Regions from separate parts of the Homo sapiens genome. Here regions 1 and 3 are each linked to region 2. Evidence: chromatin contacts called from ENCODE Hi-C data. All regions are on one chromosome and are shown on one strand. The core of a region is the stretch at or near the end of the contact, and the rest is flanking DNA. Distances in the headings are between cores, read along the strand shown. Region 1 holds the start of CNOT3 (CCR4-NOT transcription complex subunit 3). Region 2 holds the start of VSIG10L-AS1 (VSIG10L antisense RNA 1). Region 3 overlaps RPS9 (ribosomal protein S9).

Region 1 (4,423 bases), core at 3-2,502, 2.8 Mb before region 2:
AGCAACAAGACCACAGTGGTCCTGATATCACTGGGAGACGCCCACACCCAGAAGGTCGGAGAGTCACGATGCAGGGGAGTTCAAGGCTGCAAAGCCAGGGGCAGACGCCAGGATCAAAGAAGTGTGAGAGCTGAGACCAGACGTGGGCCACACTGAGGACGGTCCTGTACCCCAGGTGGGGGAAAGCCAAACTCCCCCAAAAAGGCAGGCGCCCAGTGCAGCGGGATGGCGAGGCTGGAGCCACCCAGGGCGCTACTCGCTATGAGAGGGAAGAGCTGCAGACTACAGAGGTGGAAACTTCGGCAAAGGCTCCAACTAACGGGGAGTTTCTCCTCCACTCCTCTCCCAAGAGGCTCCCATCCGATACAGACGGGCAGCTGGAACCTGAGATCCAGGGGAGGCTGCGCTCCCGGGAGCAGTGAGGAGGGATGCGGAGGGCGGCCTCGGTCCTGGGAAGGGTGACTCCCCCACCCAGCTGGGGTCCTCGTCCCGACCACCACCCCCCCTCCCCGCCACCGTCGAGGGAGAAGCCCCGGCGCGGAGGCTGCCCCACAACGCGAAGGACCGAGGCCGAGGGGGGCAGGCACCTGAGCCCCGAGAGGGCGGGCACCTGGGACCAGGGGCGCCTCCATCCTTCCAGCCAGGAGCCAATACCGACGCGGAGAGGGGCGGGCACCTCGCGCCCGGGAGGCTTCGCACCCTCACACCCCTACCGGGGGGCCCGACGCGATGCCACGCGGGGAGGCGGCGGCGGGCGGGGCCCGGGGTCCGGGTCGCGGAAGGACCCCCGGGAGGCGCTGAGGAACGTGAAAGAGGCGCAGGAACGGGAGGGCGAGAGGGAGGGAGCCGCCCCCCGCCGGGAGCCCCGCGCTGCAGAGGCGGCGGCAGGGGGCAGGCGAGGGGAGGCCATGTCGCGACAGACGGCGGTGTCGCCAGGGCGGGAGGCGGCGGGGAGGGCGGCCGATGGCGCCGGGGGGAGGAAGGGAAGGGGTCCGGCCCAGTCGAGCCTGACGCTCTCACCACAGGAGCTGGCGCCGCCGCTGAGGAGCGTATCGCGACAGGCGGGGGAGGCGAGCGCCCGCCGCCTTTTTCTCGCGCCCCGGGCCCGGGCGCTATCGCGATAGCGGCGCGAAGCGGAAGTGGGGTTGGGGGAGTGGGCCCGGGGTTGTTCTGACGACGGGGGTCGGGGCTCAAGGGAGGCCGCGGCGTCTGCCGATGGCTCCGCGGAAGCTGACCGGGCCCGGTCCAAGATGGCGGCGGCGGAGGAGGCCTCCCCTCCTCTCTTCTCGTCTCTGGCGCCGACCCGCCCCCGAGTCCCGAATATAGGCCAGTCATTGCTCCCGCTGAACGTCGCTCCTGACCCTTGGAGGCTTTCTATTGGTTCCTGGCAGGGATGCGCCCTGCCCCCTTTCGCGGATTGGGTGATCGCTCCAAGGCGCGGCGTTCGATTGGCCTCCCGCGCAGGCTGCTAGGATTGGCTCAGGTTTTCCTCCCCGCTCCTCCTCCTCCTCCCGCCTCAGGGCACAACACGCCAGCGCGAGGACCCGAACGTCAATCAAGAGACCTGTGTCGTGCTGATTGGATGTATCCGCCCCCCTCTCTTAAAACAATTGGTCTGGGGGAGGAGCTACGACAGTCCAGGGGCGGGAAGTCGTCCGTCAAGTTTAGAGCTCTTTTTAATTGGTTGCGGGGGCATATTCTGCCTTGAAGTCATTGGTTGGTCCTGGAAGTGGGTGGGGAAAGCGGAGGAAGGCATGGAGTGTGGGCGTTAGGGGCCGCGTACCTAATGGGAGACAGACAGGTGCCTTTAAAGCGGGGGCCGAGCCGAAGTCATCTGCCAATCAAAACAGCCACAGGGCCAAGTGGGAGGAGCTGGGCAAGAAAGTCCACCCCTTTTTCTTCGTTGGCCCTAAAAGTTATCATTCATGCTAGTTGGACCAATAGCGTGGCGAGTGGGCGGTAGCTGCTCGTAGAGCGTGTGAAAGAGGGTGTATGTAGCTGGCAGAAGTGGGACTTGGTCGCAACCGTTGCGTCCCGGCCAGGTAAGCAGCTTCCCTCTCAGCTGCCTCGTCTTTCTCCAAGTGCCTCTATGTTGGCACATCTCTGAAATTCATTATTTGCTGAGTGAAAGAAGAAAGGGACCAGAGACACTGCTTTAAGTCTCTGGCACCGTGCATAGCAGAATTGGTTGGGAAGCGTGAGGCATGGAGTTTTTGTCCTGCCCCTGCCTGGTTAGGCGACCAGATGGTGGGACAGTCATTCTCCTCTGCGTCTCCGCTTCCTTAGTGTGTTGAGGACGCTGCAGAAGGTACAGAGGAGACGGGTGGCTCCCTAATGCCTGCTCGTTTCAGGTCTCAGCTCTGTTGTCTTCTTGGAGAGAAAACTTCCCTGACCTCCCTCCCGGGCGGAGCGCTCCTGCGCGCCTTGTTCGTTAGGATTTATTTTTGTACGTCTACCGTCATTTTCGTAATTATTCGGTTTCCCTGTCTGGATTTTGCATCTCCAGCACTTAGCACGCAGGAAGTAGTCAGTAACCATTTGTCAAAGGAATAGATGAATGAATGTGAGGAATGACTTGTGATTGAAAACTTAACTAGACACTGAGACTTCCACGAACTGGGAGGCATTTGCCCAGGGTCACACAACCGAGATGGGAAGCCAGATTCGCCCCTTCCTGTCTAGGTGGTGGAAAGTAAGATAAATCCCAGGGAGAGGTGAACGTGAAGGAGGATGGAGCCGTTCAGCACCACCCGCATCAGAATGGTCTGAGGCAAGGGGGAGGAGGAATGCTTGCGAAAATGCATATTCGTAGGCCCACACACAGACAACGGGAATGAAGCCTAGAGTTATTGTTCTAGAGCTTTGCTATTCAAACTGTGGCCCCTGGACAAAGTATCGCTTCTCAGACATCTCCGGAATCACCTAGGAATGTGTTAAAATGCAAATTCTGCTTTTCTAACAAGTGCCGCAGTCCACGGTCCGCAGTTCACTTTGCACACCGCGGATCTAGCGATGACTTTCCAACTTGGCTGCACATCAGAGTCACCTGAGGAACTTGTTGTTATTGTTGTTGTTGTTGAGACGAAGACTTGCTCTTGTCCCCCAGGCTGGAGAGCAGTGGCACAATCTAGGCTCACTGCAGCCTCTGCCTCCCGGGGTTCAAGTGATTCTCCCGCCTCAGCCTCCCGAGTAGCTGGGATTACAGGCGCCCGCCACCACGCCCGACTAATTTTTGTATTTTTAGTAGAGACGGGGTTTCACCATGTTGGCCAGGCTGGTGTCGAACTCCTGACCTCAGGTGATCCGCTCGCCTCAGTCTCCCAAAGTGCTGGGATTACAGGCGTGAGCCACTGCGCCTGGCCTACCTGAGGAACTTTAAAAAAAAAAAATTTTTTTTAAATTAGAGGCCAGGCCGGGCCGGGAGAATCACTTGAACCCGGGAGGCAGAGGCTGCAGTGAGCCTAGATTGCGCCATTGCACCTGTAATCCCAGCACTCTCAGAGGCCGAGGTGGGCGGATCACCTGAGGTAGGGAGTTCAAAACCAGCCTGGCCAACATGGTGAAACCCCGTCTCTACTAAAAATACAAAAATTAGCTGGGCATGGTGGCATGTGCCTGTAATCCCAGCTACTCGGGAGGCTGAGGCGGGAGAATCACTTGAACCTGGGAGGCAGAGGTTGCAGTGACCCGAGATTGCGCCATTGCACTCCAGCCTGGGTGACAGAGCAAGACGCCGTCTCAAAAAATAAAAATAAAAAATAAAAAAGTCCAGATACCCAGGCTTACACTGGACCAACTAAAACGATCTTGAGGTGGGAGCCAGTGTCTCTCTCACCCAGGCTGGAGTGCAGGGGCGCCATCTCGGCTCACTGCAACCTCTGCCTCCCAGGTTCAAGCCATTCTCCCACCTCAGCCTCCCAAGTAGCTGGGATTACAGGCGTGAGCCACCGCGCCCAGCGTAAGAGCCGCTTACAGAGTCTTCTTTTCTAGAGCAGTGCTTCTGAAATGTGGCCTTGGGTCAGGCACGTACCCATCACCTGGGAACTTGTTTGAAAGGCACATTTTTGAGCCCCACCCTAGACTGAATCAGAAACTCTGGGCCCAGCAACTATGTTTTAACAAGTCCTCAGTGTAATTCTGAAGCGCATTAAATTCTGAGAACCTCTGTTCTGAAAGTACGAGGGCTGCAGGCCCAGGCGACTCAAGATTCCTTTCCTGAGATTGACACCCTCATGCCACAGCCCCATTGGTAGATGCCGGATATTTTGGCCAAGGGAGATGGGGGATTCTGAACAGGGTTGTGGACCACGGGTCCTTCCCTGGCAGACCAGTATGTAGAGATCAGCAAAGGTTGTCATTTTCAAACAGGGTTGACCCAGAGGGTCAGGGATAACATTGAGAAAACAGACTTGAGTTATACAAC
Region 2 (4,623 bases), core at 1,829-4,328:
ATGGGCGGGCAGGATAAGAATGGCAGGATGTTCAAGTGCTTGAGTGGGGGCTGTGCATGAGTTTGCTTTGAACCTTGGATGTCTCCAGAGGGCACTGGGGAGCCAGGGGAGGGCTGTGAGCAGGGGGAGGCAGGTTCAGCTCTGGGTATAGAAGGACCCTGGCAGGGAATGGAGGAGACTGGGCAGAGGAGGGAGACGGGGCAGGAAGAGAAGACAGAGCCTGGCCAGTGAGAACTAGGGGGAGGAGGGTTGGACTCAGATCGACAGTGGTGACAGGGAGGGAGGAGGTGGGAATGTTCTCCAGCATTTGCGAAGACAGTGAAGCCATCCTGGAGGTGTGAGGAAGTTTGGGTTAGAGGAAAGAGTCTGAGTTTAGCGGGACACAGGCCATGTGAGGGCCTCGGGGATGCGGAAATGCAGCTCTGGTCTCAGGATAGAGGCCCTGGCAGGAGATAGCACCTGGAGACTTGGTTCTGAGGGCAACAGAGAGCCGTGGGAGGGTTTGGAGCAGAGGAGGAGCAGGGTCAGATGTATCTGAGGCTGCAGGCAAGACAGAGTGGAAGGAGCCAGGAGGCTGGGGAGGAGGAAGCCTGCTCTGAAGCTGTGGCCATCAGAGGTGGGGCTCTCGGAAAGGTCACCTCACCCTCCTCCAGGAAGTCTTCCTGGCTTTGTCTCACAAATTTGCTCCCACATTTTTAGCTGGGAATGTTTTCTCCAGCTTCCCCCTGGGGGTGGGGAGGGCAGGGATCAGGCTGGGCCTCTCTGCAGATGGGACCAGCTAATGAAGAGAGTGGGATGAGGTGGGCAGCTCAGCCACCACACTGGGGTTGAGGATCTTGGCACCTCCCTCTGGGTCTGGCTCCCTTCCCCTCCCAGGAAGCTAAGCTACCAGTCCTGTTGGACTCGTCTGACCCGGGAGGGATGGGTGCAGTCCTGGGTCTCTCTCCAGTGTCCTTTCAGTGAGGCCAGCACCATGGACAACCCACAGGCTCTGCCACTCTTCCTACTCCTGGGTAAGTTCCCTGCTCAGTCCCTTCCCTGTCAGTCTCCCTCAGCAGCCTCCCCCAATGCCTTCCTCTCTTCTCTGCAGCCTCCTTGGTAGGGATCCTCACCCTCAGAGCCTCTTCTGGACTTCAGCAAACCAACTTCTCCTCTGCCTTCTCTTCAGACTCAAAGAGCTCTTCCCAGGGGCTGGGTGTGGAAGTTCCCTCCATCAAACCTCCCAGCTGGAAAGTTCCAGATCAGTTCCTGGATTCAAAAGCCTCTGCTGGAATCTCTGATTCCAGCTGGTTTCCTGAGGCCCTGAGTTCCAACATGTCTGGGTCCTTCTGGTCAAATGTTTCTGCTGAGGGCCAAGATTTGAGCCCGGTTTCCCCCTTCTCTGAAACCCCTGGTTCTGAAGTATTTCCTGATATTTCGGATCCTCAAGTTCCTGCCAAAGACCCCAAGCCTTCCTTCACTGTTAAGACCCCAGCTTCAAACATTTCTACTCAAGTCTCCCATACCAAACTGTCTGTTGAGGCCCCAGATTCAAAATTCTCCCCGGATGATATGGATCTTAAACTCTCTGCCCAGAGCCCTGAATCCAAATTTTCTGCAGAGACCCACTCAGCTGCAAGCTTTCCCCAGCAGGTGGGGGGCCCACTCGCTGTGCTGGTGGGGACCACCATCCGGCTCCCCCTAGTCCCAATCCCCAACCCTGGGCCCCCCACCTCTCTGGTGGTCTGGCGCCGGGGCTCAAAGGTGCTGGCAGCTGGGGGCCTGGGGCCAGGGGCACCTCTGATCAGCCTGGACCCTGCTCACCGAGACCACCTGCGATTTGACCAGGCCCGGGGGGTTCTGGAGCTCGCCTCTGCCCAGCTGGACGATGCAGGGGTCTACACGGCTGAGGTCATCCGGGCAGGGGTCTCCCAGCAGACTCACGAGTTCACGGTGGGTGTGTATGGTAAGTGGGCCCTGGCGTCCGGCGTGCAGGCGGCAGGGGCTGCTCTGCTCTGCCAGGCTTTGGGCAAGTCACGGTGCTGTGGGGTCCCTGGATAGGAGAAGAGGACTTCTGGGTTGAGGAAGGGAGAAAAAGAGCTAGAGGTCAAGGCAGGGGTGTCTGAGCAAAGGTGGACCTGGGATGGAGACTCCTGGGAGCCTGAACTCCCAGGTCTGAGGGAGGAGGAGGAGGCTAGGAGCCTCTTCTGGCGAACTCCTGGGTCCCGGAGAGGAGGTGTCTGGGGGCTCAAACTCATAGGTTTATGAGAGGAGAGGGATGGGGGCTGAGACTCCAGGGGCTTAGAGGGAGCAGCGGCTGGGGTTCCCTCTAAGGGGACCAAAGATGGGCTCCAGGACTGGGTGGGTCCTGAGCCCATTCTCCCTCTCCCAGAGCCCCTACCCCAGCTGTCGGTTCAGCCCAAGGCTCCAGAGACAGAGGAGGGGGCGGCCGAGCTCCGGCTGCGCTGCCTGGGGTGGGGGCCAGGTCGCGGGGAGCTGAGCTGGAGCCGGGACGGACGCGCCCTGGAGGCGGCGGAATCGGAGGGAGCCGAGACGCCCCGGATGCGCTCAGAGGGCGACCAGCTGCTCATCGTGCGCCCTGTGCGCAGCGACCACGCCCGGTACACTTGCCGCGTCCGCAGCCCCTTCGGCCACAGGGAGGCTGCCGCCGACGTCAGCGTCTTCTGTGAGTGGGGGATGCCTCGGGTCGGGGACAGGGGGTCCTTGGGGAGAAGCGGGCTGGGGACCCAGTCTCCGGGAGTCCTAGCGGCGTCCCAGGTGACCCTGACACTCGCGGTCCCGACCCCTCCTCCCTCCAGACGGCCCGGACCCGCCGACCATCACGGTCTCCTCGGACCGCGACGCCGCGCCTGCCCGCTTTGTCACCGCGGGCAGTAACGTGACCTTGCGCTGCGCCGCCGCCTCGCGGCCGCCCGCCGACATCACGTGGAGCCTGGCGGACCCGGCCGAGGCCGCGGTGCCCGCGGGGTCGCGCCTCCTGCTGCCCGCGGTCGGACCGGGCCACGCAGGCACCTACGCCTGCCTGGCGGCGAACCCGCGTACCGGCCGCCGCCGCCGCTCGCTGCTCAACCTTACAGTGGCGGGTGAGAGGCTGGAGCGGGAGTAGGGGAATGCCTGGGAGAGGGGCGGGGCCAGAACGAGGGCGGGGCTAGAGGAAAGGGGCGGGGCCAGCAAGGAGGAGCAGCATACCGGTGGGTGGGGCAGGGCCAGCGGGAGGGCGGGTCACCAAGAAGGAGCTGGGATACCCGTGGTGGGGCGGGCCAGCGCGGAGGGGCGGAGACACCTAGGATAAGAGGCGGGGCCAGAAAGAGGATAAGGGAAGGAGCCAAATAGAGTGGCAGGGATGACCAGGACTGACGGGCCGGCCCAGCACTGAGAGGGCGGACATTCCTGGGCATGGAACACTCGACAAAGTCGACAAGCGGAGTTAAATGGCAAAGAGTGGGAGTTAGAAAAGGAAAGAACTAATTTGCTTAAGTGGGATCAGCAAAGGGAGAAGTTACCTGGCAAGGGGGGCGGAGTCACCAGGGAAAGGGGCGAGGTCATTTAGAAAGCGGGCAGAATTGTCTTAGAAAGGGGAAGGGGTCCACAAGGAAGGGCGGAGATATCTGGGAAAAGGGGAGGCTTCTCGGAGTGCAATCCAGGAGGGGGCGAAGTAACCTGGCAGAAGTGGGTGGAGCTGGAAAGGAAGGGGCTGAGTTACGTTTGGGAAGAGAAATATCATTGTGTGAAGATGCAGTTTTCTTAAGAAAGTTGGGCAGTCAGCAGGGCTGCGGGCTACCCACTTAGCGAGGAAGTTAATGGGAAAAGGGAACGGGATCGCAGGAAAAGTGGGGAGTGTGAGCGCCTATGGGGTGGGGCTAGTGAAGAAGGGTGGAGTCACCGCGCGGGGAGGCGGGGCTGGAGAAGAAATGAGAAAGGGACTCCATCTTCATTCTCTCCCTTCTCTCCGCAGACCTGCCCCCCGGGGCCCCACAGTGCTCAGTTGAAGGGGGTCCCGGGGACCGCAGCCTCCGCTTCCGCTGCTCGTGGCCCGGCGGGGCCCCTGCTGCCTCCCTGCAGTTCCAGGGTCTCCCCGAAGGCATCCGCGCCGGGCCAGTGTCCTCTGTGCTGCTGGCGGCCGTCCCCGCCCACCCCCGGCTCAGCGGCGTCCCCATCACCTGCCTTGCTCGCCACCTGGTGGCCACGCGTACCTGCACAGTCACGCCGGGTGAGAGGGCGCGGGGCTTTTTTGCTGTTTCTCGAGGAGGAGGGAGACTTTTTCTTTGGTCCTTCGAAAATTCTGAAGGGGTATGGGGTACGTCCTTAGTCCAAGAAAGAGGCAGGACTTCACTGTCTTCAAACTAGAAAAGGGACAAAGATTTTCCTATACCTCATGGTGGCGGGGTGCAGGGATGGGGGTATTTTTCTGGACACAGGAAGAAGGCCATCACTTTCACACGTGTTCAGAGAGATAAAGCAGTGATATTTTAAAAAGTAACAAGGCCGGGCGCAATAATCGCAGCACTTTGGTAGCTGGGGGCGGGAGGATTGCTTGAGTCTAGGAGTTCAAGACCAGCCTGGGCAGTGTGGCAAGACCCAGTCTTGTAATTATTATTGCTACAAAATAATAATAATAATAAA
Region 3 (2,997 bases), core at 498-2,997, 2.9 Mb before region 2:
CAGAGCTCAGGACATGGAAGGGGCTTGCCTCTAGAATTAGAACAGTGACTGGGCTGTGTCCTAAGGCCCTGCCCTCTCTGGCCTCAGCCTCATGTGCTAGAACAAGGGTCACCCCTGGATGAGAGTTGGGTGAGGTGGAAGCAGGCAGAGTATGGGGAAGTCAAATTTTGACTCAAATGTGGTCTGAAAGGCCCCCAGAGCCTGCTGTCCCCTCAGCCCCATCCTTCAGGGGGAGCAGAGCGAGGCCCTGGGGAAGGGGCTGTTCCCCTCCTGCAAGGCCACTGGTGAGAACACATGACCTGTAACACAGAGCCCGGGGCTCCTTATACCAGCACACCCATCTGCCCTCCAGGCTCTGTGGCTCAATGGTCTAATTCATCTGCACTGCTGGGGACCGTGACAGGCAGGGCCACAACCCCCACCCTCATTGCCCATCTCCCTGCTGTGTGTCCAGGGAAGCCTTAGGTGGACACGGGGTGGTCAGTGACCCCGACCTCTTGGGCCAGAAGCACAAGGCAGAAGGCATGGAGTTGAGACCGGTGAGAGCTCTCCCTGCAGGCCCCAGCGGGCCCCAGAGAGTACGCATCCCCTAAATACCAGTCGCCTCATCTCAGGGGCGTCCAGGCAGCCCTCAGCCCTCCCTCTCAGCACAGCCGGGATCGCCGGTGCTCTCTGGAGACAGCCTGACCCCTCAGCATCACTCAGAGGCCGGTTTTGACAGCTCTGCATTGACCAGGACAAGGGGCTCCCAGCCCGCCAGCGCCTAGATGGGCAGCACCTCCTGGACGTCCCCCTGGGCCATGCGAGCCACCCCCCTGGGGGCCAGCACAGATGCTGCGGTGGACACAATGCCTCCTGCCCAAGGTCGGTCCCCCGTCGCCCCCACCCAACATCCTGGTTGCAAGTGAGGGGCCCCTACCCAGACCCCATCCCGTTCTCTGCTCTGGACCCTGGGCTCAGGGTCGAGAGAGAGAATGATACAGGGATGTGGTCCAAGGAGATCACCAAGAAAGGGAGAGCAAGAGGCCCGGAGATTAAACAGACCCACGCAGGCCAGGCACTGTGGCTCACACCTGTCATCCTAGCGCTTTGGGAGGCGAGTGGATTGCTTGAGGCCAAGGGTTTTAGATCAGCCGGGGCAACACATTGAGACTCCATCTCTACAAATTCTTGAGATGGAGTCTCCCTCTGTTGCCCCGCTCGCTGCCTCTGTAGACAGAGCCCTGAAGACCCTTTTCCTTTCCAAGCCCGTAGGCTTCTCCCCAGAACCGCATACCTCAACTCCCACTCTCCCCTCCCTCCAGGCTGCCGTGGAGCTCCGCAATTGTGAGCTACACCCAGGTGAGCCACCACCTCTCAGACCAGAGACAACTGCAGTCTCTTCCTCCCAGGGGAGCTCCCAGGAGCCCAGTGAGTACGCTGCCCCGGCCATCCACTAGCCCAGACCCCACGCTCCAAGGAAGGAGACCACAGTGAGCCCAGATGGTGCAGCAGCTGGCCCCATGGACACAAGACCACCGTCATTTCCCAAGTAGCAACGCTGAGGGAAGGAAGGGCCAACCACCTAGCTTGAGTAAGCCGCAATGGACTTCTCCACGTGGTTTACAGTAACTTAGCTGTGTTCCAGAACTGTCCCTGCCCTGACCTCAAACCCTGAAGGCCTCCAGATAAGGACCCAATCAACTACAGCCTGCAGCCTGAGGGGGTTGCACAATTTCAGGTTTCTCACTTCCTCAGAAACCAAACCCCTTCCCAACACAGATGATCAACAAGGCTGAGAAAAGGGAAGCCTGCCAACCTCTTGACCGTGAGTCCACAGAAGCACTGAACGCGGAGAGGAGGAACAGACTTCCCTCAACGCCCCTTCTCCTACGCTAACCCACTTCCCCTACATGTGAAGACAAAACTGGGAACTTGCCCAACATCAACTGCATCACAAGCTTTGAAACTAGCAAGCAAATTCTGTGAAGTGTTCCCCAACAATCACCAACAGTTCACCTTCCCCAGCAACCCGTCAGCCTCTGGTCAGCTCCCGTCCCACCTGTCTCTTGCCTGGCGGGGTCAGGGTCCCAGGGCCAGCAGGCAGGGAAGGCCCCCACCTCCACTCGGCGCCTGCCCTGCCTAGCAATGACCGGCTCCCTCCCACCCCTATATGCAAACACCGGCTTACTTGGAATTTCCTTCTGGTTTTGACACAGTTTTTCCAAAAATACCACTCGTCTCTCCCCTGATGACAGAAGTTTCTGGTAAAGATGTGTGTTCACTACTGTAGAATAGTACTGAGAGGCCAGGGACCACTAGCTGGTAGGCACTCCCAAGTGAGTGAGCCTCCCAGGGAAGGCTGCATGTTTAGAGCAGGGGAAAGAGTCAAGGATGAGAGACCCCCACACACCAATTGTAAAGCGCTGATCCTGTTTATTTGGCAGGAAAACGAGACAATCCAGCAGCCCAGGAGGGACAGGTGGACTTAATCCTCCTCCTCGTCGTCTCCAGCCCCAGCCCCACCCTGGCCCTTCTTGGCATTCTTCCTCTTCACGCGGCCCGGGCGGCCACCCCCGTAGGGAGAGCGCAGAGAGAAGTCGATGTGCTTCTGGGAATCCAGGCGGACAATGAAGGACGGGATGTTCACCACCTGCTTGCGGACCCTGGAAGCAGCGACAAGGTGAGGTGGACTGGAGGAGAAACGGACGCTAACCCCAGCTACCGCACCACTCTTTCCTCTCCACCCACCCCGTGAGGCCGCCACGGCTGCAGACACCAAGGCGCTGCAGGAAGGGTGCACCTGATCCTACGTGCGCCCTCCGGGGTTTTAGGGTATCACCTTAATCCCCAAAAATGCTTCAGATGACTTTCTCAACCCCATTTTATAGGAGAAATCCGAAAGTATCCCACCTAAGACCACAAAGCAAATGAGATGGCCATGTGAGAGCCCCCAAGTTCCGAGTCTGAAATATCGTGAACCCCACACCTGACACTGAGCTGTATTACCACGTGCAG

The links. Hi-C counts contacts between places; a loop is a spot of excess contacts on that map. Pooled maps may share reads with other maps.
Region 1: a loop to region 2 is called in a pooled map, with 19 times the contacts of the local background. The contact joins the promoter of CNOT3 here to the promoter of VSIG10L-AS1 in region 2. A Hi-C loop is called at or near these places in 1 of 37 single-sample maps with no recorded cell type and 5 of 50 pooled maps.
Region 3: a loop to region 2 is called in a pooled map, with 4 times the contacts of the local background. The contact joins the enhancer-like site here to the promoter of VSIG10L-AS1 in region 2. A Hi-C loop is called at or near these places in 1 of 37 single-sample maps with no recorded cell type and 6 of 50 pooled maps.

What each region holds. Positions count from the first base shown.
Region 1 is chr19:54,134,591-54,139,013 of GRCh38, reverse strand. It overlaps CNOT3 (CCR4-NOT transcription complex subunit 3), which reads right to left and starts at 1,252. Exons shown (of 18, transcript NM_014516.4): 1 at 1,021-1,252.
Region 2 is chr19:51,338,475-51,343,097 of GRCh38, reverse strand. VSIG10L-AS1 (VSIG10L antisense RNA 1) reads right to left here and starts at 3,078. Exons shown (of 5, transcript NR_186316.1): 1 at 2,381-3,078; 2 at 1,924-2,032; 3 at 1,113-1,248. VSIG10L (V-set and immunoglobulin domain containing 10 like) reads left to right here and starts at 959. Exons shown (of 10, transcript NM_001163922.3): 1 at 959-1,013; 2 at 1,091-1,945; 3 at 2,372-2,665; 4 at 2,799-3,083; 5 at 3,956-4,210. The coding sequence starts at 974. RefSeq lists silencers at 2,925-3,194, 3,845-4,184.
Region 3 is chr19:54,207,046-54,210,042 of GRCh38, reverse strand. RPS9 (ribosomal protein S9) reads right to left here. Exons shown (of 5, transcript NM_001013.4): 5 at 2,396-2,645. The coding sequence ends at 2,468. Among named protein-coding and RNA genes, the nearest start is that of RPS9, 7.7 kb to the right of the region's middle. RefSeq lists silencers at 1,286-1,461, 1,908-2,091, a cis regulatory region at 1,262-1,522 and enhancers at 2,187-2,693, 2,694-2,997. Within about 2 kb of position 1,747, at least 29 of the 41 ENCODE cell types and tissues checked have a DNase peak (open chromatin) inside an H3K27ac peak, as active enhancers do.